3 separate regions of the Mus musculus genome follow, and all the other regions are linked to region 2. The links are chromatin loops, found by intact Hi-C in ENCODE. Cell type or tissue: left cerebral cortex. All regions are shown on one strand. Each heading gives the region's core, and the rest is flanking DNA. Links, peaks and the distances in the headings are about the cores only. Region 1 overlaps Tnrc6b (trinucleotide repeat containing 6b). Region 2 overlaps Tnrc6b (trinucleotide repeat containing 6b). Region 3 overlaps Tnrc6b (trinucleotide repeat containing 6b).

Evidence for each region. Peaks named below come from ENCODE experiments on the same cell type or tissue, not always from the same donor. Only the 100,000 strongest peaks of a DNase experiment are listed, where the experiment ranks them.
Region 1: it touches region 2 in a loop (2.3-fold over the local background); 8 of 42 quality-filtered maps call a loop at or near these places.
Region 3: a loop joins it to region 2, with 2.0 times the contacts of the local background. A loop is called at or near these places in 6 of 42 quality-filtered maps.

Annotation. Positions count from the first base shown.
Region 1 is chr15:80,863,546-80,873,419 of GRCm38, reverse strand. It overlaps Tnrc6b (trinucleotide repeat containing 6b), which reads right to left. Exons shown (of 25, transcript NM_144812.3): 6 at 9,014-9,035. Among named protein-coding and RNA genes, the nearest start is that of Mir5113, 72 kb to the left of the region's middle. In left cerebral cortex, for the core only: CTCF peaks have their summits at 858 (motif pointing right) and 2,841 (motif pointing right); no DNase peak of the experiment used is centred there.
Region 2 is chr15:80,793,159-80,803,032 of GRCm38, reverse strand. The region is part of intron 4 of Tnrc6b (trinucleotide repeat containing 6b); the gene reads right to left. Among named protein-coding and RNA genes, the nearest start is that of Tnrc6b, 87 kb to the right of the region's middle. In left cerebral cortex, for the core only: a CTCF peak has its summit at 4,400; DNase peaks (open chromatin) are centred at 3,561, 3,823, 4,487, 5,064 and 2 more places; H3K4me3 peaks cover 3,283 bases; H3K27ac peaks cover 3,054 bases.
Region 3 is chr15:80,874,370-80,884,243 of GRCm38, reverse strand. It overlaps Tnrc6b (trinucleotide repeat containing 6b), which reads right to left. Exons shown (of 25, transcript NM_144812.3): 7 at 7,583-7,927; 8 at 3,038-5,377; 9 at 1,142-1,300; 10 at 1-37. Among named protein-coding and RNA genes, the nearest start is that of Mir5113, 61 kb to the left of the region's middle. In left cerebral cortex, for the core only: a CTCF peak has its summit at 7,817; DNase peaks (open chromatin) are centred at 7,773 and 9,169.

The sequences.
Region 1 (9,874 bases), core at 170-5,169, 72 kb before region 2:
TTTAGGGAGTGGTGTGGCTGCCTGGCTTCTGACCCCTGTATTCAATCCCACCAAACCAACAACAACAAAACAAAAGAAAACAAACAAAACCAAAATCTATGCTTTAAAATAAACAGTCTCTGTCTCACAGGAAATGAAAACACTGTAAAATACGATGTGTCCTATTTTCTAATTTCTACTCAAGCACCTTTAAAAGCTACACTATTGACTCAGGCTTTCCCACTCCCACTCTGTTAACTTCCACCATACTTCTACACTCTCTTACTTTGCTTTTCAACTTCTAATTGTCCTCATTTCTGAAAGTGGAAGCAAGGTGCCAGTTTTGTTTTTTTGTTCTTCTTCAGGAAAAGTGTTCTTTAAGAAGTGTCTGAACTTGGCAAGCTTCTACATTTGTGCAGGAGACCAAACAACTGCACAGCACAGGACCATTACAAGCTACCAGGTCCTTCAGCTTGTTTTGTAAAATGACTTCAAATGTTTTTATTTTTGTAATTTTTTATTATTGTTTCTTGTTTGTAGAACATGATTTTAATATTTTCAACTGTTAATATTCAACAAACAATAATTAAGATATATTTCATTGCTATATCTCCCTTTTCATTTCTGATTTTATTAATTTGGGTACTGTCTCTGTGCTCTCTGGATAGTCTGGCTAAGGGTTTACCTTATCTTGTTGATTTTCTCAAAGAACCAGCTCCTGGTTTTGTTGATTCTTTATATAGTTCTTTTTGTTTCTATTTGGTTAATTTCACCCCTGACTTTGTTCCTAACCTCTACTCCTCTTGGGTGTATTTGCTTCTTTTTGTTATAGAGCTCTTAAAACAAAAAATTATTTAGTATATGTAAGTACACTGCAGCTGTCTTCAGACACACCAGAAGAGGGCATCAGATCTCATTACAGATGGTTGTGAGCCACCATGTGGTTGCTGGGATTTGAACTCAGGACCTCTGGAAGACTAGTCAGTGCTCTTAACCGCTGAGCCATCGTTCTAGCGCTTTCAGGTGTGCTGTCAAGCTGCTAGTATAAGCTCTCTTGTTTCTTTTCTTTTTCTTTTTGAACGCACTTAGAGATATGAGTTTTCCTTTTACCACTGCTTTCACTGTGTTCCATACGTTTGGTATGATGAGTCTTCATTTTCATTAAATTTTAAAAAGCCTTTAATTTCTCTCTTAATTTCTTCCTTTACCAAGTTATCATTGAGTAGAGAGAGCAATGTTCAGCTTCCATGTGTATGTGTGTTTTCTGTTGTTTTTGTTGGTATTTAAGACCAGCCTTAGTATGTGGTGATCTGATTGGGTGCATGGGATTAATTCCATGTTCTTGTATCTGTTGAGGCCTGTTTTATGACCAATTCTATGGCCAATTTTGGAGAAAGTACCATGATGTGCTGAGCAGAAGGTATATTCTTTTGCTTTTGGATGAAATGTTCTATAAATAACTGTTAGATCCATTTGGTTCATAACTTCTGTTAATTTCACTGTGTCTCTGTTTAGTTTCTGTTTCTATGATCTGTCCATTGCTGAGAGTTGGGTGTTGAAGTCTCCCACTATTATTGTGTGAGGGTGTGATGTGTGCTTTGAGCTTTAGAAAAGTTTCTTTTATGAATGTGGATGCCCTTGCATTTGGAGCATAGATGTTCAGATTTGAGAGTTCATCTTGGTAAATTTTTCCTTTGACCAGTATGAAATGTCCTTCCTTAACTTTTTTGATAACTTTTGGTTGAAAGTTGATTTTATTCAATATTAGAATGGCTACTCCAGCTTGTTTCTTAGAACAATTTGCTTGGAAAATTGTTCTTCAACCTTTTACTCTGAGGTAGTGTCTGTCTTTGTCACCGAGGTGCATTTCCTGTACGCAGCAAAATGCTTGGTCCTGTTTACATATTCAGTCTGTTAGTCTATGTCATTTTATTGGGGAATTGAGTCCATTGATATTAAAGAGATATTAAAGATAGTTAAGAGATATTAAAGAAAAGTGATTGTTACTTCCTGTTATTTTTGTTGTCAGAGGTGGAATTATGTTTGTGTGGCTATCTTCTTTTGGGTTTGTTGAAAGCAGATACTTTCTTGCTTTTTCTAGGGTGCAGTTTCCCTCCTTGTATTGGTGTTTTCTATCTATTATCCTTTGTAGGGCTAGATCTATGGAAAGATATTGTGTAAATTTGGTTTTGTCATAGAATATCTTGTTTGTTTTTTTTTTTTGTCTATGATAATTGAGAATTTTGCTGGACATAGTAGTCTGGGTTGGCATTTTGTTCTCTTAGGGTCTGTATGACTTCTGCCCAGGATCTTCTAGCTTTCATAGTCTCTGGTGAGAAGTCTGGTATAGTTCTGATAGGTCTGCTTTTATATGTTACTTGTTCTTTTTCACTTTTTCGCTTTTAATATTCTTTCTTTGTTTTGTGCATTTGGTGTTTTGATTATTATGTAACAGGAGGAATTTCTTTACTGGTCCATTCTATTTGGAGTTCTGTAGGCTTTTTGTATGTTCATGGGCATATCTTTATTTAGGTTAGGGAAGTTTTCATCTATAATTTTGTTGAAGATATTTACTGGCCGTTTAAGTTGGAAATTTTTGCTCTCTTCTATACCTATTATCCTTAGGTTTCCTCGTCTCATTGTGTCTTGAATTTCCTGGATGTTTTGGGTTAGGGGCCTTTTGCTTTTTGTATTTTGACTATTGTGTCAATGTTTTCTATGGTATCTTTTGCACCTAAGATTCTCTTTTCTATCTCTTGTATTCTGTTGGTAATGTTTGCATCTATGACTCCTAATCTCTTTCCTAGGTTTTCTTTTTTAAAAGATTTATTTATTTATTATAATTTATTTATTTATTATATGTAAGTACACTGTAGCTGTTTTCAGACACACCAGAAGAGGGCATCAGATTTCATTATGGATGGTTGTGAGCCAGCATGTGGTTGCTGGGATTTGAACTTAAGACCTTTAGAAGAGCAGTCAGTGCTCTTAACTGCTAAGCCATCTCTCCAGCCCCTTTCCTAGATTTTCTAACTCCAGGGTTGTCTCCCTTTGTGATTTCTTTATTGTTTTTATTACCACTTTGAGATCTTGGATGGTTTTGTTCATTTCCTTTGCCTGTTTGTGTTTTCCTGTAATTCTTTAAGGGATTTTTGTTGTTGTTGTTTCCTCTTTAAGGGCTTCTAGCTGTTTACCTGTGTTCTCCTGTAGCTCTTTAAGGGAGTCATTATGTCCTTCTTAAAGTCCTCTATCACCATCATGAGAAGTGATTTTAGATCCATATCTTGTTTTTCCAGTGTGATGGTGTATCCAGGACTTGCTTTGGTGGGAGAATTGGGTTCTGATGATGCCAAGTAACCTTGGTTTCTGTTGCTTACGTTCTTGTGCTTGCCTCCCGCCATCTGATATCTCTAGTGCTACCTGCCCTTGTTATATCTGACTGAAGCCTGTCCTTCCTGTGGTTCCAGTTCAGCTGTCTCTGTGATCCTGAGATCCTGGTGTGACCAAGCTCTTGGGATCCTGTTAGTCTGTGATCCTGGGCATGTTAGAGCACCTGGGAGTGGGGCCTCCTCTGGGTGTTGTGGGACTGGCTACGGAGCTCTCACTCAGGGTCTGCTCAGGGCACTGGCCCAGACTGGAAGGTTCCTTTATCTTAATGGGACCAAACACACACGCACACACCCTTTTCATCTACATATACTTGTAAGAGGGCTAGGGATATAGTTCTGTGGTGAGCAAGAGGCTCTAGATTCAATCCCCAGTACTAGAAAACCAAAACTAAAACTAAGCAAAACCAGTTAAAACCTTAGGAAATATACTATTTTAGGATGACAACTTAGAAATCTCAAAGACTGACCTATGCACAGGTGACTAGCCCATATTATGTGATTCTCAGTGCTGCCTACCACTGTCTCTACTTCTTCACCTTCTACTCACACACTGGCTTCTGCACTCACCATCTCCCTCCTGCAGTCACCAATGTCTTCACTGCCAGCCTAGAGGGCATCTGGCACTGGCCGTCATGCCTGCAGCCCCTGACTACTGGTTCTTCTGAGATTCACTCTGCCTAGCTCTTCAGTCTTCCCTCATTCCCTTTGGGGTCCTCCACACTGTGGAGCAAGGGTTAAACAGTGGATGTTTAGCACTCAATGGACATAAGGTTTCGGTTTCAACAAATCAACTGGGTACTAGGAGAGTGAAAGCAGCCATAGAAAGCGGCTGTGGTTCAAGACTTTACTTAAGGACAGTGAGCCAGCAATTTTATATTCTCAGACACTGTTCTTTAAAATACTAAAAAACAAAAACAAAAACAAAACAAGCAAACAAACAAACCTAAAGAATTCTTTTTGCTCTTTTTGCTTACAGGTAGCATAAAAATAAGCAGGTCAGATTTGGTGTGTAGGACATTAGCGGCTTCTGCTTTTTTTTTTTTTTTAAAGATTTATTATTTATTATATGTAAGTACACTGTAGCTGTCCTCAGACACACCAGAAGAGGGCATCAGATCTCATTACGGATGGTTGTGAGCCACCATGTGGTTTCTGGGATTTGAACTCTGGACCTTTGGAAGAGCAGTCGGGTGCTCTTACCCACTGAGCCATCTCACCAGCCCCACAGCTTCTGCTTTTAAACATCCTTTTAGTTACAACTCCAAAATAGCAGCTAATTTGGCCATTAGCTACTATGGATGTACATACCACACGCGAAACAGGGTTTTATTCTGAAGTTTTATTTAGACCAGTTTCCAACTCATAACCATCTTCCCAGCTGAGTCTCTCAAGTGCTGGGTGGGATAACAGGTACAAGTCACCACACCTGGCATTGAGTTTATGTCTACTTTTTAGAAAATTACACACTTAATCATTTAAAATTTAATCATTTGTGGGGCCTGCCTACTGCTAACATTGAGTTACTTGGGAACAAACTTCTTCAAAGGCTTTCACTATTGGTAATTGTTTGCCAAACCATTATCTCCACCTTGGGTCTCTTTTATCCTTTCCCTTCCCCTCAAACTTGTTCCCCAGCCCTAAGCTCCATTATCTCATAGCACAATGAAGGCATCACTCAGCTTGGTAGAGCTATTTAGGACATCTGTCCTCACCCACACTCACACGACTCCCCAGGACCCCAGAGCCGAACTCGCCTCCCTCCTCTTTATCAGCAGTTCTATCCAGGCTGTCCATTCTCCTTCCCTCCCACAGGAAAACTCTGTGCTCGTTTGTCTCCGTGCATGCTTTATGACAGCTCATACTCATTCATCTCACAGATACCAGCTTTCTCTACTGCCCTATTTATTTGTATGTGTATACAATATTGATGTGAGAGAGATCATATAGGCATGTACATGCCACAAAGCGAGTAGACGTCAGAGGACAACCTCTGAGTTTGCTTTCTCCTTCCATCATAAACCTAGGGATCAAACCTAGACCCTCAAGCTTGAATGGCGGGAACTTTCACCACTGATTCATCTCACTGGCCCTGGTTCCATTTCCAACCAAATGTCCCCACCTATTAGAACACACAAACTCCTCTAGTGTAGGGGCCCTGCAGGTAGGCTAAATTATCTGAGCCACTGTCATCCACTCACTATGTATGTTTCTTGGAATAAGCTCAGAAGCTAGTGTAGTAAAATGACTTACAATCCCAGACATGCTGATGGGAAATGCTTTCCTTCCAATGTGAGCCAATGAAGTATGGGGCAAGGCTATGATTTAATGCTTTGAACCATAGTATCTAAAAACTGATCCACTGAGCTGCAAGTTTTCCCACTTCTTTGACTCAGAGTTGGTATTTTTGGGGTCAAAGTAAGCCTCACTGAAAACAAAAACAAAGTGGGTATTTCCTGTGGACATGTTCAATTCTAGCTACCAGAGCCCCATCTGAGGATCCCCAGTTAGGAAGACATGAAAGCTACACAACCCATGTATTTAAACCTGTCTGAAATGATAAATTCCTTGGCTGACATGACCCAATCCGTGCGTGGTCCCCTTCCATACTGATGTCTATTACAGACCTGTAATTCTCACCCTGGATACTTTCTAGCAACTAAAGGTCACATTAGTATTTAGTCATTTCATTGCATACTGATAGCTTTCATTAAGCCAACCATTATCCTATAGCACTCGTCAACAAGGCTAAACTGCAATGGCCAAATTCTGCTATTATGTAGTTTGTGTAATTGGGGCTTTTTAACGTTAGCTTAACTCCCCCCCCCCCCCCCCCCGTTAAGTTTCATCATGCTATTGCATGATTCTGGAAACCATTTTTGCTTCTGCCTAATATCCATAAAAGAGAATCTAAACTTTTGCCTAAGTCCCTATTCTTCCTTTTAACTGAGTAGTAGGCACCGTGCATGCTCATAGAACTTCCAGTTGAAACCCTTACCCCCATCTCCATCCTACTTTCCTCTCTGGAATTCTGACCTGCACTGGCTGGTTTTGTGTCAACTTGACACAAGCTGGAGAAGATGGAACCTCAGTGAGGAAATGGCTCCATGAGATCCAGCTGTAAGGCATTTCCTCAATTAGTGATCATTGGGAGAGGGCCCAGCCTATTGTGGGTGGGGCCATCCCTGGGCTGGTGGTCCTGGGTTGTATCAGGTAGGCTAAGCAAGCTATGAGGAGCAAGCCAGTAAGCAGCACCCCTTCATGGCCTCTACATCAGCTCTTGACTCTAGGTTCCTGCCCTGTGTGAGTGATGAATATGGACGTGTAAGCTGAATAAAGTCTTTCCTCGTCAACTTGCTTTTTGGTTATGGCGTTTTGTTACAGCGATAAAAATCCTAACTAAGATATCACCATACTGTTTGTAATGGTGGAAGATAAAGGAAGAACATATAACCAATCTACTGCTTTTCTGAAATACAGAAAAATCTTACTTCAGTCCTTGTATAACCCAAGACTTGGCACCAACACAGTCTTTTCTTTTTTCTCTGCTGGGGAAAGAGTAGATTCATAGTTAAGGGGAGATCTCTTAAGGAAGATAACTATTGCTGGGGAGAGGACATGACCAGAAATGTCAGTTCAGGGAAAAGAATGAGGAGGAGAATGCCCAATAGACAAAGATTTGACCAAGAAAAAAAATAAACCTCAAGGCTGGTGAGTATAACACACCTCAAATTATAAATATGTATATGCTTTTTCTTCTTTTAAATTCCTGTCTTCTCCTTGGAGACCTGAGCTACATACACCCTCAGCTCCTTTAGGATTATCTGACTTGATTTTCTGATGGAGGGAGTAGGAAGAGTAAGGAGACAGGGAAGTGAATTTCATCTACAATGGACATGAAAATGACCAAAGTAGAAAGCAGTGCACAGAAAGGAAAGCTTGATTTCTCTTTCTTTCCTTCCTTCCTTCTTCTCTCTCTCTCTCTCTCTCTCTCTCTCTCTCTCTCTCTCTCTCTCTCTCTCTCTCACAGACTTTGGTATAAGATAGACTAATTTGTTTGAGAACAGATGTGGAATTTATTTTATTTGAGAAAGAATGTCTAATGAACTTTGTTTTCTGATGGAAACACCACTGGTCATGACTTAAGTAGCCAGGCTTAGGACCCCAAATTCTACCATGGTCTCCATGTTGTACCAACACAGAGCCTGCCTTGTCAAGAAAACACCAATTTTCCCACCCAAGAGTCCTTTAATAGGCCAGTAGCACATGCCCGTAACTCCAGTCCGCAGGCAGCAGAGACAGGATGATCACTGTAAGGTCAACACCAAGAGGTTCAGATTAGCTATAGCTAGATACTGAAATTCTGTTTGTCTCTATCTTTCTCTGGTATGTGTACTCATACATGTGTCCACACGCGCATACACACAAACTCCTGTAAATATTTAGTTCCAAGTCCATTTGCATAGTCTATTTCTAAATAGGCTTAGAAAAGAATGAATTTGCTGGGACTTTCCTAAAAGAAAGCCTACTTGTGGGTTGTGAACTGGCTGAACTGGACAAGAGAAGAACACTCTCCTCCAAACCAATTAAGATAATTATAACAACAATTTCTCAGTTTAAAATCACTACAAAGTCCCGGGGCACAATCTTCTTTGAAATACCTTTGAGTAGAAATACAATAATACACTAATGTGTAATCATCTAACAATTTATTTTCGTAATTTTATTTCCTAAGAAAGCTATCAGAGATGAAACATCTATGAAGACTGCCTGCCTTTACTGATCCTTCGATCTATCACCGAATGACATGCTTTGGCCTGTTGTCAAACTGACCAAATCAAAACCAAACTCATCATTAGAAGGACCCGAATCAAGTCCAAGGCTCTATTATTCTTATCTGATTTTTTTTTCTTTTTAAATACAGGGCAAAGGTTTTCATGTCATGTGTCCTCTCGTCAAGGTCTGGCAGCAGCCTGGGCTTGTGCACTCTGACAACTCTGTATATTATTCTAATATATACCTAATTGAGAACCACATATTAAGGTGCTCAATATAAGTATTATCTAAAGGAATTCTATCTCCCACTCTTAAGGCCTGTTAACTCAAAGTGACCATTATCAAATAAACTACATAACAAAACCAGGAAAGCAGAAAGAACCACAGAACAGACTAACTATTACACTGAGAAAGACCTAAGGGTCACTTGCTTCTCTTGGTAACACTCCAGTTTTTCAAGCAGAGTTAACTTATTCAAAATCTGGCATCTTTTAAAAACGAACACTCCAGGCTGTAGAGTGTGAACATTCTAGATGTGACATTCCATTTTCAGACAAAATGCATAATGTATCCCATGGACCAAGACTGGGAAGTGCTCTTGTAATTTCCATCTGAAACTAGTTGATAATTTGTTACTGTTCTACTAATCAAAATCATGATTCACACACTTTTAAAACAAAGTATTTAATCTTTTGTTTCCTAAAAATGTAAGGCCAACTAGAAACACAGTTCCAAGTGCTTTTAGTCTGTCATTCCTGCTCTGCAGTGACTGCAGACAACCCACCGTGATTACTGCACACCCACTCTCCTGAGTGGACACAGGCTGAGTCAGCAGCACTGTGAAGTCTACACACAGAGAAGGGAAATCTTACCTTTGGTTTTTTGTTCCGTGACCTGCAAAAGAAATAACAGACATAAATAAATAAAATTTGCTTTTTAGTTCAGTACTGTATTGTACAATCATTTTAATTTTACTAACTCAGGCAATCTAAGTTGTCAGTATACGCAGGCTTAGTTGAAATCCCAAAACAGCTGGGAGTCAATTCAGACATCCTTCTTGAGCTGTTCAGCCATACTCACACACCTAGGATTTGGAGGAAATCTAAATTAAAACAACAACAGCCACCACCATTCCACTCCCTAAATGATATAGACCCTGTATTGGAAATGTTGTTAGCCATTTTGATTGCTCTAATTTTAGAAAGTCAAATAGATGTGGCCAGAAACTCAATTCACCATAAATACAAAAACCCCTCCTGAGTATGAACTCAAGTACTTCTGAGAGCAAACCTAAAAAGCCTGAGGGACTCATCATGAATTTCAGTTGCAAACAGAGATCTCAAACCAAGCCCGTGTGACTCAGTTACTCACTTACTCGGTAGAGACAGTCATCTCTCCTAACAGGGTTTTGTTTGGTTAAGGGTAAATCAGATAGCAATCCCAAAGTTCAACTGAAATCTGCTGTCATCATCAAAATGTATGCCATAAAGCAGAGTGGTTAGACTGAACTGGGCAAAATTTGAACAAAATTTTATGAATGCTTTATTAAAGAAAGTACTTCTTTATGTCATAACTAAGATTTTATGAAAACCTCTTAACATGATGGGTGGCTAAATATAGTAATGAACTTGAGGGTAGGGGGTTGAAAATCTTTTGAAGCCAGATGGAAATTGCTTCTGATATTTCTATAGGGTGGGGGGGCAACAAAACTGAGATACTCAGCAAATACTCCT
Region 2 (9,874 bases), core at 1,901-6,900:
ACCATGTCAAACCTTAAATGAAAACCTCTAGAACAGCAGTTGTCAACCTGTGGGATGAGATCCCTCCGGGGTGTGTGTGTGTGTGTGTGTGTGTGTGTGTGTGTGTGTGTGTGAGAGTATGTGTGTCTCAAATAACCTTTTCACTGAGGTCACCTAAGATCATCTGAAAACACAGTTATTTACATTACAATTCTTAATGGCAACAAAATTACAGTTATGAAGTAGCAATAAACTAATTTTGTGGTTGGGGGTTACCACAACATGAGGAACTGTATTAAAGGATTGCAGCATTACGAAGTCCACTGCTCTAGGACTATCAGAAAAAAAAATTACTATTCAACCCCAGATTATCAGTAAAGGAAATTATAGAATTTCGTCCTATACACAACCCAAGGCTATTTATTAGTCACCACAGTCACCAGATATCGAGTATTCCCACAAAAACCAAGTGGCTGGCTGTTCAGAGTGAATAGTGGGTCAAAATTCTTAGATTCTCTTAGCATGTACATCAGAATATAATGAATGATTGCTGAAGAAATAAATAAATAAAAGAAGGAAGAGAACATTTAACCCTCAACATAAACATGGGTTAAATCCCTCTTTAGGCCAAGTGACTTCAATTCTCTCCAGCCACTCTGTGGTCTAATCATAAGAAGGAGGTGAGACAAGGGGGATTAGACTAAACCCAGGAACAATACTATACTAGGAAACAATTAGCTTATGGTGTTACCTCTTAACCAATGCTCAAAGATCCCATCTTGAAATAGTAAATTCCACTTAAAGTCTAATATCTAAATGATGACTAAAAACTAACAAAGGGGAGTGATTATTTGAGTTCTCCAGATAAGGGCTCTCAATGAAAACACTTGGGGCATCTCTGTGGCCAGGTGCTTGCTCTGAATGCTCCACATACAACCAGGTTTAGTAACCTTACTAGTAGAGAGGAACAAAGGATGGTCTATAGTCACCTGTGTCACTTAACCAAAGTAAATTCACCCCTATAAAAGATAAATTTCTCTCAACTTCTCAGTCCTGGGTAGTCTGTGGGGTGAGGGTTATTCCATCACTATTACTGTTCAGCCTACACGGTAAGCCCTGACCTGCTCACATTTCAGCATCTGGTAAAGACAGAGTTGGAGAAGTCTTGGCTTCAATTTCCAGAAGTTTCTTTTTTAAAGGACTGTCCTAGCAGTGATAGCAAATAGCAAAAGGCCACTCAGCTACATTTGCACATCTATCAAAGAAGCCAAGGCTTTGTGCAGACCAGATGGAAGGCCAGACAAACTTCTGATAAACATTATCAAAGGCTGTGATGGTTCAGTGGTGAGCCTAAGACATCTCTTGAGAGAAAGAGGGGGGGGAGAGAAGAGAGGAGAGGAGAGGAGAGGAGAGGAGAGGAGAGGAGAGGAGAGGAGAGGAGAGGAGAGGAGAGGAGAGGAGAGGAGAGGAGAGGAGAATGACTTACAGTTTCAGGCCACAAGTAGCATAAGGAGACAAATGAATGGAGGTGGGGCTTAAGAATTATGTTTACTTTTTCTAGTGAGACCCTTCCTCTGCGTACATCGTGTCATTTAAAACATATAACCACAATATTTGAGTTCTAATACAACTGGGGTTTGCTCCTCATACCAAACACATCTTTAAAGTTTTTAACCCGACAATTCATACTATGAGCAGGAAACCTTAAAGACACAGGGATGTAGTACTTAGTCATTTGCGCACTCGTGTGCTACTCATTTATTTGCTCTGAATTATCACAATTTGGTGAGAGTAAGAATTGGCTCCGAAAAAACTTGGACCCAAAATGGCAGCTGAGCTTTAAAACCTCCCCAGAGCACCATGCTCACCCTTCAAGAGAGTGGGTCTTGTTTATCTCACCTCTGCACTGTCTCTGGGAAAGGGTCCCCACTATACCCTGTCGGTGCCTCTGATGGCATTCTGCTAATATGCTTAATATCATTCTCCTCTCTGCCCAGGGGAGCGGGCACTGCTCTGGCTCCTCTCTGCAAGAGGGAATAAACCTGCCATTCACGTGTTTACAGTCCACAAAAAGCAGCAGAAGGCAAAACATGGCAAGCTGAGTTTTTTCTCATCTTCAGCCACAACTTAGGAAACAGGGGTAAAATGAATCACCCAGCAAGTGACGCTCCAAATGACTGCTTTCATTTTCAGAGAAAACAACAACAAGAACCAGCTCTAATTTTCCTCAGACCCAGCACAATGCAACCCTTCCTGTCACTGAGGTGAATTCTACTAATCCAAACTGTAAAGATATTTCAGGGTCAAGTGTGTCTTCCTGTTTAATGTAATGTTACCAATTCCTCTCACACAAAAGCTGAATTTATGTCACCATAAAATTTACATGGAATCCTTTAGCACTCCAGGCACTTCTCTGCTTATAGCCATTACTAATATAACAACAACATTACTTTAAAAAATAATAAAATGATGGCTCTTCTGAGACAGAAGACTAATTATCCTTACGTATTCAAATGGAAAGTCTTTTTGTTAAATTAGCGTGAAAAGTCCCTTCATCTACACACAATTGGCCCAAAGAAACAGGCCATTTTCAGCACGAGAGGCCAACCCATTTTAACAGTGAATAAAGCTTTTGAAAGCACTACACACCCTCTTCCACACTGTCAAAATTTTCAAATTGGTCCAGCAGTTTCCCCATTTTATTTTTTGAACACTTTAAGGCCCAGCTGGTTAGCATATCATAATTAGATTAATTAAAAGGGAAACAACAACAAAAAAAAACCCCAAAAACCCCTTCTGATCAAAATTATTCCATTTATGCTTAATTAGCTTTAATCCAAGTCTACACATTTAATGGGGATATGACCGTTTGCATATTTTAAATGTCTTTTCTAAACTATACTTTGTAGCAGACTTAGAAGAATGGTATCTTTCTCTTGCCAATATGCCACAGCACAAATCAAAGGGGACACAAATTAGGAGAAGAGAGGAAAGAAAACAAGGCTTCTCAGAGCCAAGGATCTGCCGGGGGAGGGGGAGGGGTTTTGTCAGGGGTGGGGGTAATTTACCCGCCACATCACAAACTACAGTCTTTTCAGCACACAGAGCGAGAGGCATTACATCACACTCTCACAATGATAGGGGGAGGCGGCCCTGAGAAAGCAAGTTTTCGGCTTTCTTTCCAGCCTGCTCGCAGGCTTCAAGAATCCTGCATTAGGAGTAATGGAATTTAACTTGAGGAACCGCACTTTCAGGGTTACTAACAATCACACAGACACTCGATTTTATGATCCCAAATGACCACTTTACAACAAATATATGTCCAAAAGGCACACATCGAACACTCAGCTGGTATTGAAAATCTAACATTAAACAAAATATTTTATTTCATGTGAAATGGAGACCAATGTACACGAAGAACTGGTAAAGAAACAATTTCTAAACAGAGTAAAGAGCCATTTATATCTTTAAAATAATCGTGTTTACAAGACAGTCCTACCATTTGGTTGAAGCCACGATCAAAATAAAAGCGCATCTGGCTGCACATTTGAGAACACACACTGGGACCCAGTGCAAAGGAGCGCGCGCAGAAGAGAGGGGTGAGCCACATACTGCCTGCATTTCAAGAAGGGGAATTTAGAACCCCAAACCTGGTGTGTTCAGTAACCCGCTGGCCCTATTTTAAAATGTATCTCACTCTAGGCTCTTCACAGCTCCAGGAAGGATAGCCTGGTCTGCGAGAGAGAGAGAGAGAGAGAGAGAGAGAGAGAGAGAGAGAGAGAGAGAGAGAGAGAGAGAGAGAAGCTTTCCCATTCTAGGGCTAGTCCTCCCTGATCCTTTGTCGGCCTTAGCAGCGGAAAGAATGCAAACCCATTTATATTTATGCAAATTTTTGCAGCAGATTTAAGGGGGGGAGGGAGAGGCTTGTGTTTTTAAAAAAACCTCTTTCTAAATATCAAATTTCAATTACTCACAGCTTCGTTTATTTGCACGATAGAAACGATAAAAAGCTACATATAAACTAAAAGTGCAATTAAATTACTTCAAAATTTAAATATTTTACCAAGTCTTTTCCATTTCTAAAATGCTGAACCAAAAGTACATCCCGAGTATGATTTACAGATTCGCCAACTGTCTGAAGCCAGTCTCCATGCTAGAGAAATGTCGATTTGCAACACCACTAGTGCAAACGGTTAGACACGATCCATATAAATCAATTGGTTTTTAAAAATTGAAAATATTTACCAACCTCATAAAGTGCAGCAGTGCTTAAATCCAGCAAATTGAGGCATACAAGGTAGAAATGGAAATGAAAAAAGGTCCAAAAAATGAATTCTTTTTGTCTATCTGTATTTTGTATTTTAAATATTCAGAAACCAGCAGAGACTCTGTCGGCCATTTTGGCTTGAACTAACTCTCTCGCTCACTCTCCCTCCTGCTCTCTCTCTCCCCCTCTGTCTCTAAAGGAAGCAGCTTTTTGTGACCTTCAAATAGAGGCGGATCACGTGACTTCGGGTAGGTTTGTCAATCAGGAAAGGGGAGGGAGCTGGAGTCGAAGCTGCCTTAAAGCGAAAGCAGCCCCTTTCCACCGGCTTTCATTTGTGCTATGCTGTTACTTATACTCCCGCCTACAGATACTGCATGTGAAAGCGGCAACACCATAAGGGTAACAGATGAACAAAATAGAAAAACCTTTATTGGTTTATAGAAATATGCTCAGTTGCTAACGATGCTTGCAGATCCTGGATCTGATTTTGGCTTCCTTGCTAGTTATTCTCTAGATGTTTGGGCAAGAACAGACTGGCAAACTGCTCTTTAAAAGGGGGCTTAAACAAAGCTTTACCTAAACAAAAAGAGAATTTAGTTTTTAAATTAAAACGAAACAGGACACAGCTGATTTCTAGCTACCTCTAAAATACACAAAAAGACAGGAAGTTACTCTACCCACTCATAAACTGTGTGTCAGTTCAGGGAGGTTAAGCAGCACCTGATATCTGAACGCTCAGCAAAGGGAGAGCGGGAGAGCCTGAACTTGGCGCCTATTGTGTGAGTACAGCACTCCGTAGCCTCTCCCCCAAACCTAAGTAAAGACTAAGCCAGGGCTTCACCACTGGATTCCTCCAGGCTGGGCAGCTCTGAGTCATCTTTAATCCCTTCTCTGCTGAGGAAGGCGCTCAGAGACTAGGCACTCAATTAAAGCCTTCCTGCGGCCCTAGTCCCTCCTCCTCAGAGACATCTTCACTGGGCTTGAAGTATAAATCCAGCCCCCAATCCTCATCCCAGCCCCACCCCCACCCCGTCTCTGTTTTGGCAGGTGTGCAGTGGAGATGGGAAGTCATGATACCTTAGTTTATTTGTTTCTTTCTTCCGTAAAAATTTTTTTGTTATGTACATATAAGTGTTTTGCCTGCATTTGTCTGTGTGAGTATGATGGATCCCCTGGAATTGGAATTACAGACAGTTGTGAGCTGCTGTAGTTATGGGTTCTGGGAATTGGACACAGGTCCTCTGCAAAAGTAGCCAGTGCTCAAACTACTGACCCTGGTTTCTTTGCCTTCCTGGCTCTGTTCATTTTATTCTGGTTCAGTTAGTCACCAGGCAGGAGTGGTGGTGCACGCTGCTAATCCCAGTATAAGGAGCAGATGGATCTCTGTTCTACGTATAGCAAGTTCCAGGTAAGCCAGAGATACCATGTGACCCTGCCCCAAAAAGTCACTCACTACCAAAACAAGCAAGCGTCTTTTTTTTTTTTTTTTTTTTTTGGTTTTTCGAGACAGGGTTTCTCTGTATAGTCCTGGCTGTCCTGGAACTCACTCTGTAGACCAGGCTGGCCTCGAACTCAGAAATCCGCCTGCCTCTGCCTCCCAAGTGCTGGGATTAAAGGCACGCCCGGCAAGCAAGCATCTTTTGAGCCTCCCATTCCAAGCCAGGCCTTCTTGCTAAATTCCTAGTACACATTTTATTACTGCAGTGTTTCGTTTTATGACAGAAACTGCTTAATGTTGGTCTTTCCCTAAAAACATTCAACTGTCTTCCCCATCTTCAGTAAGGTGTTACACTGAACTCCAAATAGCAGCTGAATGAATTTATCAATGAAATCACCTAGCGCTCTACTCAGAAGAGCTGGGCTAAACAGAAATAACAAACAAATATAAGTACTTTAGGGGAATGAATGCCAGAAATCTCCAGGAATCCCTATCCATTCTATCTATTTTAAGGATTCTTTCCAGACATAAAGAAGCAGAAATAGTAAGCTGGCCAAGGTGCTTCTCCCAAACAAACTAGGCTGAGTGGCCAGTCAGCAGAGAACCAAGGGCTCTAAAGGCAGGCTTGCCTTGCAAAAGAATCTGTTAAATCCATCGAAACGCTAAGTGTTTTGTCTTTCTGGCTTTTAATGCCTTTACGCTATGCCCCTCCACTTTTCCACTCAGAAAAGAACAGGAAAGGAGCTGCTTCCGGGCAAGCAGAGACACTGCCCAGTCAGTCTGGCAGTTCGGATGCTCTGTGGTGTAAAGGGCTTCCACTGTCCGCACTGCACTGAGAAGGGTGCAGAGACCTGGACTGACAGCAGATTCAGGCAGAGGCAGGAGACTCCCAGGCTGGAAACTCAGAACATTAGTCTATTTCTATCCTTCCAGTACCTTCCAGATGAGTTACAGAAACCTTAATGTGCTCAATAAGTGAAAACCCGACTACACAGCCACCTTGTTTCAATTTGTGATGGTCACAAATTATTAGTCTGCTGTCTCTATCCTCCGAGGTACAGTATTCTTATACAGATCTCTAAATCTGTTTCCTGTCTTATTTACTACGACATAGAGCTTCTTCCACTGTTCCCTCTTATAACCTTTCTTCTCACCTGACCAATGTTTATACAACCTAGGTCTACAGATATATTGTTATATAGAACATATGCTGGTGGGGAACACCTATAATTCCAACATTCAGGAGTTCAAGGCCAGCCTCTGGCAACACAATGAATCTGAGGCCAGCCTGTGTTACATGAACTCTGTCTCAAAAAACAAAACAAAACAAAACAAAACAAAAAAGGGCTGAGAGGAGAGTTCTGTCTGTCAGTAATTCGCCATCCATAATCACCCATGTGAAAACAGCACCTGACCAGTAGAGGCCGGCCACTAGCCTCCACATCCACTGGCACGTGCATCAACACACCCATAAGAAATAAAAAGTATGCAAATAAAATGATTGATAATAGATCATGAAAAATATTTTAAAATAATTCTTTGGTATAATTGTAACATCGCTGTTTATTATAAAAATAAATACTCATACTAATGAGATTCGTGTGCTTACTTATTTTTACATGAATTAAATCTTGCCTAAATATTTGATACTGCAGGACATGGGGAACCTTTAATATTTTCAGAGCTGATCAATATTTTGATTTTATAATCACCAACACTGAGAATACTGCTTCTCATAGACACATAGTACAAAATGGCAGAGATGCATTTAGGGCCATTTTAGAAACTCTTAGAATTCTCTTCTAATTCAAGCCAAAATTCATTCAAAGATATATATTATTAACAGCGACTTAAACAGCAATCTTTAAAATCTAACAATACAATCCAGAGATACACCAATTTATAGTTAATGCTGAAGAATGACATAGGAAGATAATGCTAAGTCTTTGTTTTCCATAATTAAACCATTATGTTCCTATAAGAGTTCAACAGTTTGTATGAAAGGAAAAACACTGCCATCAGAACATACAATAGTCTTGAGTCTGAGCCAAGGTGTTTCAGGCAACATCTGCTGGCACTGTACTGTGTGAAAGCCTGTGTAGTGCAAAGTGCATGTGCTGTGTGTTCAGCAGCAGGGCTACAGGGAAGCCCTATGATGGGCATAGGTGAGGGCTGCTGCAAGCACGTCACATTCATTATGCATTTGATTTTTGAATCAATTTTTAGTCATTCTGCATACAGAAATGTTTTACCTCTGCCCAGTATTTTTACAACCCTCCCATTCAGGTATACAAGACCACAGTCCACAGAGTCGAGAAGCTGGGGCTTGGCACTGAAGAAACGGATCAGTGGTTAAGAGCAGTTGCTGCTTTTCCAGAGGGCCTCGACTTGAGTCCTAGCACCTACAGGACAGCTCACAGCCATTTGCAACTCCAGTTCCAGATGGTCCCACACCTTTTTCTGGCTTCCATACATGATTCACAGATGTACATGGAGGCAAAACACCCATACACATAAAAAGTAATATAATAATTTTAAAAAGAAGCTAGTGCCTAGCACACACGAGACCCTGGATTCAATAACTATTACCTACAGCACATATCTGCAGCAGAGAGAAATAAAAAGATCTAAAAGCCAGCTGGAGTTACATAGCTACACAGTCCTGTCAGAAATTATGAAGGGAAAGAGATTTAATTTAATGGATGTAGGGAAAATACAAAATATTAAAAATCAACTAAAGAAAAATTAAGGCACTCACTGTGCTAAAGCACAAAAGTAATACTAGCACCTAAAAGGAAGAAGGGATTAAAGGCCAATTTCAGGATCACAGAGTTCAAAGTCAGAACAGGCAATGGGAAGACCCTGACTCACAACAAACAAGCAGAACAAAACAGCAGCAAAAGAATCCAGCAAAAGTCCTAGATTATTATCAATTAAATCAGTTGCTTTTAGCCAAAGAATTTCAGAATCAAAATTCTAAAAATTCTTTTAAAATATGAGAGCAATAATAAATCAAATCAAGAATTTATACAGAACGTGTCTCTTATTGTTTCTGTAACATGGGACAGAGCCTTCAAAGTCTGCAAACACAAGGACCATGGACCTAAGCAGTCTTAAGCTGCACTGGGAGATATGGAGTGAGATTTGTTTCCAGCTCTCCCTGCCTTCTTATTGAGAACACACCCTTGATCAGTGCTTCTCAACTTGTGGGTTATAACCCCTTTGGCAATCCTCTATCTCCAAAAATACACTATGATTCATAACAGTAGCAAAATTACAGTTATTAAGTAGCAACTAAAATAATTTTATGGCTGGGGGTCAGCACCACATGAGGAACTGTATTAAGGGACTGCAGCATTAGGAAGGCTGAGAACCCACTGCTCTAGGGTAAAAGCCATTTGCTTCCGTTACCACTTTCCAGATCTGCCACAGCCCCTAAATAGTGCTATCTTCCTCCAACTTTCCTTAGCATGCCTGAGATCCCGGGCTCAGTCTTCTAGACTGCTACAGAAGTCAGGAAACTAGAAAGGGACCAAGAGGAGGGGAGGAAAGATTTTAAGGTAGAAGTGACCATAGAACACATATGAACGGGAATTATGGGAAGTGTTAAGAGGGGCTAGTGGTGGGAAGGAAGGGAAGAGAAAAGGATATCTAACACTAGGGATATTTGGAAAAGCCATAGGTCCAAAGAGATGATTTAGTGGTTAAGAGCACTGGCTACTCTTGCAGAGGACCTGGGATCAGTTTCCAGCATCTACATGGTGGCTTACAACTGTCTATAACTCCAATTCAAGGTGATCTGACACCACTTCCTGGCCTCTGAAGGAACTAGGTACATGCATGGTGCATATACATACATGCAAGCAAGTGCTCATATACATAAAAATCAACCTAAAACAGGAAAAAAAACCCAAATGTAAACTTACTGTTTCGTAAGTGGGCTGTGGGGAGGGGGGAACAAGTGTGCAGGGGAGGCGAAGAGAGGGAGAAAGAGAAATTGGAATGACCTAAACAGAGGATAATGTTCCTCCCAGAAGCTACAGACTGCCAAATTTAAAGTCTAGTACTGATGGGTGGTAGCGGTGCACACTTTTAATCCCAGCACTCAATAGGCAGAGGCAGGTGGATGTCTGAGTTTGAGGCCAGTCTGGTCTACAGAGTGAGTTCCAGGACAGCCAGGGCTACACAGA
Region 3 (9,874 bases), core at 4,782-9,781, 78 kb before region 2:
TCACTCTCCCCCCAGCCGTCTTGCATAGATTTGGAATCTTTAAGGAAAGAGTGAATCGATTCTTTGCAGTAAATACATGTAACAAACAGAGAGATTTCTTGCAAATGCAGCATTTGAATATCTTTGCAGTTTTGTCTGTTCCATCTACACACAAGGCAAATGAATTACTCATAAAGAGAGCAGACAACAGACCTTACAATCAAGATCTTTGGACTGCTTCTATAGTTCTTCCGGGAACCAAGGAGATAAGTGTTTCAAAACTCAAAAATCTCATCCCTATTCTAAGAAATTTCAAAACTGGGTAGTGGTGCACACCTGTAATCCCAGCACTTGGGAAACTAAGGCAGGAAGATTACCATGAATCTGAGGCCAGTATCAACTATTTCAGACACTATTCAGACTATTTCAACAAAAATTGTGTCTATGTGAATGAGTGAATATGAATGTTGCATTTCATTGATAAGAAAATGGTTGCCCTTAGTGAGCATGGCAGCTGAGTGTCAAGTCTTTCTTTAGACTCCAAAATGCAGGCATTTCAAGTAGGTATGACCAAAACACAACGGTCTACCTTGGTTGGGATGAAGCAGAAATAAAAATGGGAATTAAAAACCACAAGGCCACCGGATGGCAGCAGTACATGCCTGTTAATCCTTGGACTTGGATCTCTGAGTTCGAGGCCAGCTTGGTTCTAGGACGGCCAAGGCTACACAGAAAGACTCTGTCTTAAAAAACCAACCAACCAACCAACCAACAAAAAACCCCCACAAGGCAATGGAAACTTGAAGCTTATTAGGTCCATAAACGTATTTGAAATGCATTAGGTACTGAGAAGGATCCTAGATGTGGCTTTGATAAGAAAGGAGGAAAAATGTAGAGGGCAGATGGAGAAGAAAAGACAGATAGGACAACTAGAGAGGAAGGCGCTGGAGACCAGTCTCCAGTCGGTTCTACTACCACACCCTTTTAACAAATATTGTTACTATGAAACTTGCAAGAAAACATTCATTTCCCTCCAAAAATACTGTATGGATCTGGATTTGCCTTCATGTAGAGTAGGGAGCTGGGAGTGGCTTTTCTCTGTACTACTTCCAATGACCAGGCCTATGAGACAAGTTGCCACTTGCAAACCAAGTCTACTTACTGGGTTTCATGGCATTGGGAGCGTTGGCAGGTGTGTTTCCCCAGCCTGTGGTTGATGCTCCTGCATCATCCATTTCACCCCACCCAGGACTGCTTTCATTTGGCTCACCCCAGGCTGAAGTCCCATTATCTGGAGCAGGTGGTGTGCTTTTGCTCCAGACTGCAAAAAAGAAATGTGTGTCTTTAAGGATCCATTGAATACTTTACTTAAGATCCAGTGGAGTGAAGGAGGCAGGCACAGTTATACTTTCTTGGGAGAAACAAATTCAATCTTCATGGAGAGCATTTGGTTAAGTCACTTTCCAAAGTTCCAATGTACATGACTTCTGACCCAGTAAACTCACTGCCAGGAAAATTTACCCTAAAAAAATGTACTGAAGTAATGAAATTATATGTACAGCAGTAGTCACTGTATTACTCTAGAAAAAAAATGGAATCAATTTCAATATCAGAAGGAGATGGAGCATATCAAGTGTGGATAAAGTATAACTTAAATATCTACCAGAGGAGACAGACAAAATTGAGTTCATAAAATGAGCTCCATATGAAACAATTAAGCAAAAGAACTGTCTGTGCTACAGAAAGTGTAATATATATGAAAAGAAAGATGACAGAGCTACAGGACTACTGCCTGCCTACCAGGGAAAGGCCCTGGGATCCACTTTCAGGCTCCCTGACTCTTCCCCACTAAAAAAGCTGAGAAAAAAAAAGGTAAGATGAACATTGCAGAAGTATAAGCCTTCCCTGTTAAGAAGATTTAAAGCTTAGGTATATCTGTGATCCATAAGAGCAAGGCTTATGAAGGAAACAAACTTCCACGCATTACAGTGGGAAGCCCCAGAGGCTGGAGGCTCATCCACTGTCCTTTGCTTTCCTGTACAGTTTGGAGAGTTTTCTCTGAACACAGGATCTTAAAGCACGAGGAAGTGTGACTCTGGATAAGCAGTTAAGAGTAGCCTCTATTTTTGTCCTCACTTTTTTTTTAAATACTAAAAAAAAAGAGCTAGTTAAAAACAGTCACTTTGCACATTAATTAGTGTTCCTAATTATTCTACTTTGAATGCTGGAAAACTTAACATTATGATTAATTTTAAATAAAACCAAAAATAATCTAATAACCCTGAAAGGTGCATTTTCTTAATTGGTGAGTCTTTTTTACAGGGACATTTATGCCAAACTGAGAAGAGAATTAAGCACTGTTGTAACAGTTGACTTTTGGGTATCTGACTGTCCTTAGAACATCTTTGTACGCATACTGCCTGCTACAGTCAACAATGAAGTCACTTGGAACGAGGTGGGAATGTAGCCTGAGTTAGAGCACTTGCTTAGCATGCTCAAATCTCTGGGTTTCAGCCCTAACTCTAGAAAAATAAAATAAGTTTGGAGACCCCAACTGTCCAGATACCAGCTGGATACAGCGTTGTGACAGTCTCAGGAAGAACACCAGAGTGCTCTCCTTTGCAGAGAAAGAGAAGCACAAGGGGAGGCGGCTGTTTCATAGGTAGAGCCAGGAAGGAAAGAAAGCCAGTCTTTTTCTACCTTGGTTCTTTATTTTTAAACCTAGAGTAGTTTGTTCTGCAAGACATAAGCTTATTTGGTGACTTTTTTTTTTGTTGTTGTTGTTATTTTAAAAATTATACAGGCCAATATAATTGCAGAAAAATAATTACGGCTACCAAGAGTGTTATCATCTTTTCCTTGTACCAAGAAATGACACTGTAATGTATGAGAGCAGGTGCCATCTCCAGTGCACCACAGAAAGGTTCTCAGAGCAAGAAAGCTGGAACTGGAGGAACGATTCTCAGAGTAAGTTAAATAGATGCACCTTGACAGATAGGGTGTAGACCAGGATTTCTTTTATTTCACTAGGACCTATGAGAAAAGAGTTGGTACCTACCTGATGCTGATTTCCCGGTCATTGGGGTAGGCAGGTTTGGTTCTCGAGGTGCTGGGCCCCCTTGAGAATTCTTATCCCAAAGGTTCACATTCTTGTAGTTATAACTGTTAGGGTCTCCCCAAGCTGAAGTGCCATCATCAATGTCCATTTTCCGACTAATTGACTGTGGGGATGGCTCCTCCCAACCACTGGGTTCATCATCCTTAGGGGTTGTAGGCTGGGGTCCACTGCTCCAGTTGGAATTAGAAGGTCGAACATTGCCTTGAGGTGGCGGGGGTGGGCCTCCCCATGAACCAGAAGCCTCTGGCTGTGGTGGCGGTGGCTGCTGCTGCTGTTGGTGTTGTTTATTCCAGGAATTGGGCTGTCTGCCTGTCTCATTCCATGCAGGGGATCTTTTGCAATCTTCCCACCCACCTTTTGATGCTAGGTTTGTATTCCCACCATTACCCCAAGTTCCAATTTCATTCTGTCCTCCTTCACCCCACCCAGACACAGGCTTATTGGCAGAACTTTCCCAATTATTATTTTTCACTTGATCCACCTCCTCGCCCCAACCATTCTTCCCAGAAGTCCATCCTTGGTTGGGTTGGCGCCCACCTCCCCACCCCTGATCCTTACAAGAACTCTCATTCCAAGAGGAAGGTGTCTTTTCATCTGCTCGGCCTCCTCCCCAGTTAGAAGAGTTGTTGTTCTTATAGTCATTCCAGCCTCCTGTGCTCTTGGGGTCTTTCCACTCTGTCGAGGCTGAGAGCTCCCCCCATCCAGACTTCATTTGATTGCTTTGGCTGGGTGCATCTCCCCAGCCCCCTGAGTTCTTGGTCTGTGTGGCAGCGCTCTCCCACCCCTCAGTTCCTTTGTCAGATTTCCCCTCAGGCCTTGGCACCTCTTCAATATCCCACACTGTGTCCTGCTTAATTTGAGTTTGGCCCCAGCCAGTGTTTGAGAGCACCCTAGGGTCCAAATCAGTCCGGCTCAAAAGAGTCTGCAAGACAGCCTGGCAATCAGGATGCGTGGGCCTATATGACCGACGACCAGAATTATGACTGTCACTACTTCCTGCTTTGTGGTTGCTTCCAGTGCTTTGACCTCCAACTTCACTTCCTGCGGAGCTGGAAGATCTTCCCCAACAGGGAGCCTGGGCATTGCCTTGGTTTTCAGGGAGGGGGTGGCCCTTTTGATTGTCCCATGCTCCAGTGCTAGAATTTGGTTGGTTTGGACCACTCCATTCTCCAATTTTCAACTCATCAGACCCAGTCGGCTGTTTCCATTCTCCCTGAGAGACCCCAGATGTCATTTTGTTCCCTTCACCCCATTTGTTGTCATTATTGTCCTGAGGGCCAAAGTTCCAGGACCCACCCGTAGACCTGTTATTGTTGTCCCAAGAGTCACTTTTTGACCCAGTTGGTTTTGGAACAGAAGCTCCTTTCCAGGAGTCCTCTCTGTCTTTTCCATTGTTCCCATTATTTCCAGAATTGCTTTGTCCAGAGACTGTGTCAGTTCCAGAAGGCCCCCTAGCTGCACCCCAAGACCCAACACTCCCAGTCTTTCGATCTCCAGTGCTTTGTGAAGGGGCATCAGTGCTCCTGGAGGTGTTCCCCAAGCCCATTCCAAAGGGCATTCCCTTATTTTCCATGGGGTTTGGTGAACTTAAGTTCAAGGAGTTAGTGTTTCCATTTTTTGGTCCATCAGTGTTATGAATTTGAGCCTGTTCTCTGCCAGAGACAACAAAATTAACACCCGCATTTTCCATCTTTGACTGCTGTTCCCTGGATGCCTGACCTACTGTGCTAACTTGTGCACTGGAACTACTACTTTCTGTTTCCAATGCCCCTTTTCTAGAAGTCCCTTCTTGGACCAATGCTGGCCAGGCAGATGGGTTGCTATTTGGGTTAAAGTTGCTGAAGCCAGAGCCAGGTCCAATTCTATCCTGACCACTCGTGCTCCTCCAGTTTCCTAGTCCATTGTTGCTATCTGAAGTAGAGTTGGGAGGTTGAACAGACTTAGCCTTGGGGTCAGATTTCCAGACCCCAAGATTACATTCGTTCCCAGAACTTGCAGCCTGGCATTGGCTCCCTTTGCCTTTGTTACTAGTGGTGCTTCCTGGCAGACTGCTCTTCTCAGAGCCAGGGTTCGAGGCACTGTTGTTATCGGTGGTGTTTTCGGAAGAAGATTCAGTGTCTTTGCTGGCAATACAAGGCCACTCTTCCATGTCAGACCCGTCTACAATCACCTTGTCCCAGATGTGAATTGGGTTGGGGGAGGCGCCGCTGTTGGAGGAGGCTCCCGGGCCCCAAGTGGAATTTGCATAATTTGAAGCAGCAGCACCTCCAAGGGTTGACTCTGGGAAAGAGATAATCTGTTAACCACAGCTGTACATCCGTATCATCAACACCTGGGGCTCTGACTGCTTCTGGAAAGCTTAGTGCATCCCCTAGACTAGCTTGTTTACCTAGTTGATTTTCTTGAGTGATTTTAGTACAGTATCTAACTGTGTATCCCATGCCATAGTGCCAGTGTGGAGGTCAGAGGACAATTTGTTCTCCTTCTACCATATGAGTCTTAGGGACTAAAATTTAGGTCATCAGGCCTGTGAGGAGATGCTAGAGTTTCCTCTTTGTCACTAGCTAGTGCTGCATGTGCAACATCCAACTCTGTATCCACTCTCAAAGCTACCTATTTGCCATTCTTACTGAAACAGAAGGACCTTCTTGTATCCTGAGAAAATGCAACAAGCCATGCTATGTTTCTTTAATCTATTCTAACACTCAAGGCTGGAGCGGTTTTTCTAAAATACCCCTTTGGTTCCATTACTGCTCTCTGAGAGTGTTTAACAATTCCCTAGTGCACAGAAAAACAAAACCCGTTGGTTAGCTTCATTAAGATGTTCTATGACCTAAGGCCAACCAGTCTTCCCAGTTCTACCTGTTATAACTTTCTACAAAGATGTCTACAGTCTTACTCTGGGCACCATTCAAGACTGGCACCTGCCGTTTTCTCCCCAACTCCACACAGTGAAATATATTCATCTTTTTAGACATACCTCAAGTGCCACTTTATCTAGGCAGCTACTTCTGAGCTTGTCAACTGAAAAACTGTCTGTCGCTAGGAACTGTCGGAGCTATTTCCTCAAATGGTAGCCTCTGTTCCCGTCCTTCCTTCCCCACACTGTGCTTTTCACTGTGAGCCTATCTTGCTAACGTGTGAATTCCACAGACTGGCCGGTGCATTCTGCTCAGTAAGCCTTCTCTGAATGTCCCTTAGCTAGCTCCTGAGATACTGGAGTATGCATCGGATAGGCTTAGACTCCCAAGGGGATTAAATATGATAAATCAGTACTGCACAGCATAGAGTTAAAAAAATTAGCATATCTAGTGTATATGAGGGGAAAATAATGTGTTTTAATGAAAAAATTTTCTAATTTCTGCATTAACCAATTTTTAATTAATACACATTAAAAACAACACATATAAAATGAGGAAGCACAGAATCCTAACACCTCGAGACTATGCTGGTCTTTCCTATGCTTGATGATATTCAAAGTCTAGTTGTTTTTCTTTAAAATTTGTTTTTTACTTATTTGTATGTGTGCTATGCGGTACATAAGGAGGTCAGAGGACAACTTCTGGGAGTCAGTCCTTTCTTTCCGCTATGGGTGGGGCTCAGGCATCAAGTCTGGTGGTCACCACCTTTGCCTGTTCATCTCTCTCTAGCTCTCTAGCTTAAGCTCAAAGTTTTAATAGAACCTAAAAAGGCACATTAGTTTTTAAAAAGGGACTGGAAACTCTTTGCTACTTAAACTCTTGGTGGCACATGATCTCACAAACCTGAGGCAGGAGGATCATGGGCCTGACACTAACCTAGGCTATACCTGAGATCCTGTTTCAAAAGATAAGACAGAAAAAACTCTCAAGACTTCTAATGAAACTTCTTAAGCAAACTCCCTCATGTGTATATTGCAATGTCTAGCACCGTTCAAAATCCAGGGTTCTAAAGTTAAACACTAATTTAAAAAAAAACAAAAACCCTAGTTTAAAAACGCCTTTAATCCCTGCACTTGGTAGGCAGAGACAGGTGGATTTCTGAGTTCGAGGCCAGCCTGTTCTACAAAGTGAGTTCCAAGATAGCCAGGGCTACACAGAGAAACTCTGTCTCGAAAAAACAAAAACAAAAAAAAAAAAAAACAAAACAAACAAACAAACAAACAAACAAAAAAACAAAAAAACCCCAAAAAACTAATAGAATGGTATTAGTATCATCTGGTATTCTCTGAAGAATCTATACAATACAACATCTTAAGCGACCATTCTGGAAGCATAGGATTCTGGAAGATTTAGAAAAAGCCCCATGCCAGTCTCACTTCCAGAACACAGCTGAGGAATGACACAATCTATGCTTTCATGTCAAGACAGCACAACCCAGCTTAGAGAAGGGTCCATGCAAATTTTATGTTGGGGCCCTCTCCCATCTGCTGTGCGGTACTATCTCTGCATTAACAATTGATACCAGGAAACAAAACAAAGGATCGCTCTCCTGCTGGGGGCTTACCTGGTGCAGTCCCACTCTCACTCTGCAGCAGCGCTCCTGTCACTTGTGCGTTGTTGTTGGGGTTTGCTCCAGGTGCTGTGCAGGGAGGAGGCCCCGCCCCACCCCCGAGGAGCATGCAGGACGGTGGAGGGGGCTGCCCACGTTTTAGTAACACTTTATGGTCCTGCTGGCAACGGAATCGCGGTGGCACCTCCCGAGGCATGTAGCGGGCGGCGCTTGGCGGTTGTCCGTTCGGCACTGCCACCCTTTTGGCATTGTTGCCACCATTGACTGGTGGCGATGGAGAGCTGCCAATTGGGCTGGCGGCCGTTGGTTGGCTTAAACTTGGTTTCGTCACTTCGGGCACTGAAAGACAGGAATTGGGAAAGTCTTTTAAATTAAAAGTCTGTTTTTAAGAAAGCTTACATTTTGTTCTCAAAGGACAGGCTTTTTAAAATTCCTGTAGAATGTTCACTTTACTAGGGTAGGAGTGGTGGTGGTAACAGGTGACTGATTAATAATCAAAAATAGCATGTCTTATTTAAATGGGGAAAATAAGCCACCACCGCTCACTGCACCAAATCCTTGATGGTTGTAGCCAAGTACTCAAGGCGCAGAGGACGTTCCCTTCCTCTAATTTCTTAATTAAAAAAAAAAAAAGTATTTATTTACATTTACTTTTTTCTTCTTTCACCAAGACAGGGTTTCTTTATGTAGTTCTGGCTGCCCTCCAACTCAGAGATCCGCCTGCCTCTGCATCTCAAGTGCTAGGATTACAGGCACCACAGCAGGTTCTGTATTTACTTTTTTGTCCTGTGTACACATGCTGGGGTAGGACAGCCTGGGGGAGGTGGCTCTTTCTAATGTGCGGGTCTGGGACATAGGCTGTCAGCTTTTGCAGCAGGTGTCTTTACTCTCTGAGCTACTTTATAGACAATCATCGTATTTCATTGAAGTCCTTTGGGAACTCTTTCTCAAGTTCCTGCCTAGGCACAAGAAGCACATGTTCTCACAACATACTGAATATAGTTAAAGTCTCTACTTACAGACCTCTCTCTCATTGGCCTTAAGCTCCTCGAGAACAGAAACTACCGTTCAATCTGCTCCCTTTAGAACACACACAGAACTGGCTCCCACAGAGGACTACAGGCCTAGAGAATCACAATATTCCACAGGACTTTGGTTGCTCTAGCCACTTGGACACAAAGGTTTGTCTGTGACTGTTTACATAACAAAAATATGAGGAATCGTTTAGCTTTTACTTATAAGATATCTGCCTTAGCTCTTTCATCGATATAAAATGTCAAATAGTACAGAAATGTGCACAGCTATCCTGAAATCACTACACCCTGGGGGACCTGCTGCTCCCCACCTCACCCTGCCTGCAGAGGTTCCTGCTCTCTACTTCCTGTCACCATCTTAGCAAAAGACTACCACCGTGTGTTTCTCTATTATAAACTCAGTACTTATGCTTGAACAATAATTTTGAATACTTTCATGAAAAAAAAAATCATCCATTCCTCCCAAGAAAATCTGCCCAGCACACTGAGACTGGCAATACTACAGGAATAATCTGAGGCCCGAATTCCTGCCAAACAACTCTGGTAGCAGTATTGCTTTGACTGCTGAAATGATGCTGGGCCAGCATGTTGCCATTTAACTGCCTCCTTTATGAGGAGAGAGATACATCATCAGAAAACAGGGGCCCAGACTAGCCACCACTGGCCACTACTGAATACTGTGAGTGACAGGAGAAAAGAATAGTTGGCTCAAGTAACTTCCAGGCAACTCATATGTCGTCTATTCTTAGCCAATCACAAGACAGTACTGGCCTCCCAGTAAAAGGGTGATGACTGTAATGTGATGACGAGCAGAATAAAGACTTAAACCAGTCATTGTCTAATATTAACATAGTACTGTCTGCAGAACACATAGCAGATGATGGACAAATAACTAGTAAATATTTGTTTCTGGAATATTCCACATGTCATTTACTAATTGTCTTTTCTCTTATGAGAATAAAGCTGGGTGGAATCTTCCTAGCTAGTTTGTGATGTTGCCCTTCTACAAATGAGTTAGGCACTCTATGTAAAGTTGGCCACATGCCTTAACACTCTTTCTTAAATAAGACGGTGACACCACAGTCTAATGAGAGTAAACTCTCTGACTAACTTTATAATACACACACCTGCTTCAACCCCAAACTCTGGTCGGTGCTGTACATTGTGCCAGAATCCTTGTACAACCCGTTGTGGCATTTTCTCCCAGTCATATCAAAGACAGGACGGATATGGCAAGGAGAACACAGCTCCA